Regions from separate parts of the Mus musculus genome. Here region 2 is linked to region 1. The links are chromatin loops, found by intact Hi-C in ENCODE. Cell type or tissue: gastrocnemius. All regions are shown on one strand.

Evidence for each region. Peaks named below come from ENCODE experiments on the same cell type or tissue, not always from the same donor. Only the 100,000 strongest peaks of a DNase experiment are listed, where the experiment ranks them.
Region 2: it touches region 1 in a loop (2.0-fold over the local background); 4 of 42 quality-filtered maps call a loop at or near these places.

What each region holds. Positions count from the first base shown.
Region 1 is chr9:68,828,727-68,831,226 of GRCm38, forward strand. All of the region lies in intron 1 of Rora (RAR-related orphan receptor alpha), which reads left to right. Gm31262 (a long non-coding RNA gene) reads left to right here. Exons shown (of 2, transcript XR_379583.4): 1 at 1-2,500. Among named protein-coding and RNA genes, the nearest start is that of Gm31262, 6.6 kb to the left of the region's middle. In gastrocnemius, a CTCF peak has its summit at 1,403; no DNase peak of the experiment used is centred here.
Region 2 is chr9:69,360,655-69,363,154 of GRCm38, forward strand. It overlaps Rora (RAR-related orphan receptor alpha), which reads left to right. Exons shown (of 11, transcript NM_013646.2): 4 at 1,085-1,226. The region is part of intron 1 of Gm15511 (predicted gene 15511); the gene reads right to left. Among named protein-coding and RNA genes, the nearest start is that of Gm15511, 2.3 kb to the right of the region's middle. In gastrocnemius, no CTCF peak of the experiment used is centred here; DNase peaks (open chromatin) are centred at 1,202 and 2,335; H3K27ac peaks cover 2,097 bases.

The sequences.
Region 1 (2,500 bases):
GAATTGGCTGTTCGTGCATAAGGAACCTTGAGATCAAATTGCCAGCACCCAAAGAAGCCAGGAATGGGTGCAGAGTCAGGAGGATTTCTGGGATTTGCAGGCTATCAGTCTGGCTACAGATTGAATAAGAGACCCTGTCACAAAGGAGTGTGGTAGAGAGTGAGTGCTGGGGAGGCGGAGGTAGGAAGGATACCTGATGCCCTCCTCTGACTTCTGTGTAACACACACACACACACACACACACACACACACACACGTTAGTGTTACTCCTACAGTCTCCATGATACTCAGATAAAAAGCAGCTTCATGGCATTGCCGTCCCCCCTTTTGGAATTCTAGCCACTCAGCTCACCTTCTCCTAGTGAGGGGGTGGGGGTGGGGGAGGGAGGGCTGGAGGGAGGGAAGGAGGGAAGGAGGGAAGGAGAGAAGGAGAGAGCGTGCTAACAAAATGAACAAAAGCACTTCCTGCATTTATCAGCCCCCTCTCAACATTTCTTGAGGCTTACAATACCCTTCTGCTCCTCGCTATGTTCTAGTCAACGGGGAGTAGACTAGGGTCTGGGCTCAAGAGCTATACTTGTTAACATCTGCCATGGGCTGGAGGACAGACACTTCCTAGGCACCCTGTGACAGCTGAGTGCCGGAGCAAGCACTTCTGTTTGGTAAGGGAAAGAGACAACAGATGCAGAAGGCCCAGGACTTCAGGTTACATGATAAACAGGGCTAAAAGGGTACTAACATGCTTGCCTTACAAGCATGGGGACCTGAGCCCCAAACCCAGGTTTTTCAAAGCTTAGTGTGGCAGCGCATATCCTTGTCATCTAGTGTAGGGGAGGTAGAGCTAGGAAGGTCCCTGAGGCTCGATGAGTCCCAGGCCAATGAAAGACTCTGACTCGAAAAATAGGGTGAAAAGCACTTGAGGGCTGACACTTGAGAGTGACCTCCACACAGAGATGCACACATTACACATACAGAAAAGGAGGGGTGCAGAATAAGGGAAAAGAAGAAATGGAAAGGAAGGAAATAAAGTAAAAGGGATGAGAGGAAGGGAGGGAAGAAGGAAACAGCTAATTCACATCCTAGCAGGATAAGAGCAAAGCGACAAATGCCATCAGGTTTTGACCAGAAGGCAGTCAGAGAACTATGGACTTCATATTTTTTTAGCCATTATGTCTAGAGATTCAGATGTAATTGCTCCCTCTTGGTGTGAAGTCATGCTTGTCCCCTACAGCTTGAGGGAATGGTCAGTGCAGCCTCCAGGAATGCTTCCAAGGAAGCCAAGTCCAAGATTTCAGACCTGCCCCGTAGAAAGGCTGCCCCAGCACAGCAAAGACTAAGCCACCCTGAAGCCTTTGCCACTGTCATCAGGAGGAGAACAGTACAAACAGGCATCACTAGGTGGCATAGCTGCCCTGGTGTGTTAGTCTCCTAAAGCCACACTCGTAACTACCACAGGTTGCTTTGATCGTGGGCCTAAAGGAATCCTGGTGATGACCTGGGTCAAGATGGCCAAGAAGAAGATTTCATTAGCAGAGAGCATCCTGGGATTCTCTCAAAGAAAGTGATGCAGTCGTATCTACAATAGTAAGCGCCTGCCTGCCAGCATCCTTCCTGCCCTATCCACTGAGGAGTGGACACCAAGGCTTTACATTGTAATCAGTATATCCCAAGGGAGTATGTCTGTCCAGCACCTCCCAGAAAACAATTCCCATCCCCCCAATACATGTAACATATTTTCTCTTTTTTTCTTTTTTTTTATTACATATTTTCCTCAATTACATTTCCAATGCTATAACAAAAGTCCCCCCCCCCCACACACACACACCCACTCCCCTACCCACTCATTCCCATTTTTTGGCCCTGGTGTTCCCCTGTACTGGGGCATATAAAGTTTGCCTGTCCAATGGGCCTCTCTTTCCAGTGATGGCCGACTAGGCCATCTTTTGATACATATGCAGCTAGAGTCAAGAGCTCCGGGGTACTGGTTAGTTCATAATGTTGCACCTACAGGGTTGCAGATCTCTTTAGCTCCTTGGATACTTTCTCTAGCTCCTCCATTGGGGGCCCTGTGATCCATCCAATAGTTGACTGTGAGCATCCACTTCTGTGTTTGCTAGGCCCCAGCCTAGTCTCACAAGAGACAGCTATATCACAGTCCTTGCAACAAACGCTTGCTAGTGTATGCAATGGTGTCATCGTTTGGAGGCTAATTATGGGATGGATCCCTGGATGTGGCAGTCTCTAGATGGTCCATCCTTTTGTCTCAGCTCCAAACTTTGTCTCTGTAACTCCTTCCATGGGTGATTGTTTCCAATTCTAAGAAGGGGCAAAGTGTCCACACTTTGGTCTTCGTTCTTCTTCAGTTTCATGTGTTTTGCAAATTGTACCTTATATCTCCCTATACTAAGTTTCTGGGCTAATATCCACTTATCAGTGAGTACATATCATTTGAGTTCTTTTGTGATTGTGTTACCTCACTCAGGATGATGCCCGTAACATA
Region 2 (2,500 bases), 530 kb after region 1:
AATTTTCCAGTCAGCCATCGTAGAAACATTGCACCCGTGTGAAGCTTGTGGGTTTCTCCTACAAAAATCACTAAAGAAAGGCTTGCACCTTCTAGTCCCTGACTGGAAACCAGGAGGTTCGTAAGCACACACCTCGAGGCCAGCAGCTCCCGTGTGCCTTTGCACACCCTCTCATCTCCAGCATAGCACCCAACACAGACGAGAAGCTGCTGATCACTACACTGGACCCAAGCCTAAAGGCCGTTCTTCTAAACACTGCTGATTCCCAACCGGTGAGGACTGGGAATTCGCAGTGCAACTGATCTTTAAAGTAGCCAATCCAAGTGTCATCTAACTGTTTGCACCGTTAGGTTCAGACCCGGGGAGTGAAAGATGGCCAAACGGCCAGAGGCTTGAGTGGTAAACACCACGGCACGCCCAGACATATAGATGACATCATGGGACACAACACTTGCTGCACACACATGAGAACCTAAGTTTGAATCCCCAGCATCCACATAAACACAGGCATGACATGGGCACCTGCTCACTCCAGCACTGTGGGAAACAGATGGGAGGCTCACTGGGACTTGCAACCTATTGCCAGGCACAGTAAGAGACCCCATTTTAGCAAAATAAGGCAGTGTGACACCAAGGCTCCTCCTCTAGCCTCTGCAGCACACATAGGAACATACATGTGCACACACAAACACACATGCACATACTCTTGTGTATACCACCACAAGTGCACCAAAGGAAAAGGTATTTTGGAGATACAGGTTAGAGGCAAATCCTTTGGGGTCACTGCAGCCCACACTGCTTTGTTTGGTCACCCTGATCATGTGTCTTTTACACAGGCAATTGAGTGGAAGTTTAAGGAAGTTTTGCATGTGTAAGGGATGGAGGATTAGGCTCTGGGGGTTAATTTTACTCAAGGAAAAAAAGTGACTTTAATTTCATTAATGGCCTCCTGGATGATTCTGCTCCAAGCTTAACCCTCCATTAAATATTAATGCCATTCGGCACTCGACGCTTAGTACCCAGCCTTTGGGTATCACCGCTGGAACTGACACTAACCTGTTCCGTATTTATAACTGAATCACAGGGCTTTTTCAGGAGAAGTCAGCAGAGCAATGCCACCTACTCCTGTCCTCGTCAGAAGAACTGTTTGATTGATCGGACCAGCAGAAACCGCTGCCAGCATTGTCGGCTGCAGAAATGCCTGGCCGTGGGGATGTCTCGAGATGGTGAGCCTCGCATAGCTGGCATGGGACAAATGCATGGGTCTGGGCAGACGCGCATGCAACATGGGTGCTGCTCCGTCAGGGGAGGCTCTCTCAACCCTTTCCCGGGCCCCTCTGGCAGCTTCCTACAATCCATAGCACTTCCTTTATTCGTGATCTATGGGAATCAGCCAACTAGCCGGTGAGGGTAGACACCGAAGTGTCCTGTACTCAGAATAGCTTCAGGTTGTCAACATTTCAGAAACTACAGGTATGTGTCATCTGAGGGCTTTCATGCAGGAAACCCAAGCCAGGACAAATTGGTACTTGCCTAATGCTGGTAAGTCTACTGGCATTTGGCAGGAAATAGTTCTTACGGTAACTGGGTCAAATGCCTGCCAAAGTCAAATTTTGCACCTTCCAAACGTGTGAAAATAGTGAGTGAGGCTGGGTGATAGGTGTTATTCTTCATTGAGAAGGCATGACAACTAGGGATAGGCCACTTTCCAGTTACAGAGCATCTCAAGATCCCTCCCTGAAGCAGCCACTCTTAAGTGCACGGAATAACACCAGGATTCAAGACAGTCACACGTGGAAACTGGCAGGAAATGCAGTGGGTCCAGCTTAAGGACTTTTCTGAGTATACTGACCGTCCCCAGAGATCTCCTGAGGTGTGGGGTGTCTGTCTGCCCTTCCTACCATCAGCTGTTCTTAGGGCCAACAGAGCCACCCGAGCTCATGTTCACTCGCACTACATGTCTTGAGAGCCTTTTTGCATCTTTTGTCTGCCTTCAGCATCAAACTGACAGGTAGGGTTCCTAGCTGCCTGTTACAAATGCATTTCCTTGGGCTGGTCCTTTTTTCCCCTTGCTCACTGGATATAATCGTCATTTTATTAAGACAAACGTTAAAGTGTAGCTTTAGAGTAGAAGCTTTCCTCATGGGGTTTCTAAAATAGCCTCTGCCCCACCCCAGATTAAGTATCTTCAGGGTGGCTCTTTACACACCTATGTCATAAGATAGCATAAGTTGTTGTGATTTGTTGCCCAACCCTCTCTGAGCTCTGGAAGCCCCAGAATGGCTGAGCTCCTGGCTTGTTCCCTCTGTAGAAAGGGCAGACAGCCTCCCCTGGCAAGACGACTCCACCAGCTGGTCAGTGGAGTGCTCTCGTTCCCAACTGCATTTCCATGTCCCCTGCCTTCTGCCCCTCCGTCACTCTGACAAGGCTGAAGTAAATGAGGTCGTCCCCCCAATCAGGAATCAATTTAACTATAATCAATTAGGAGAACTAAATCCCT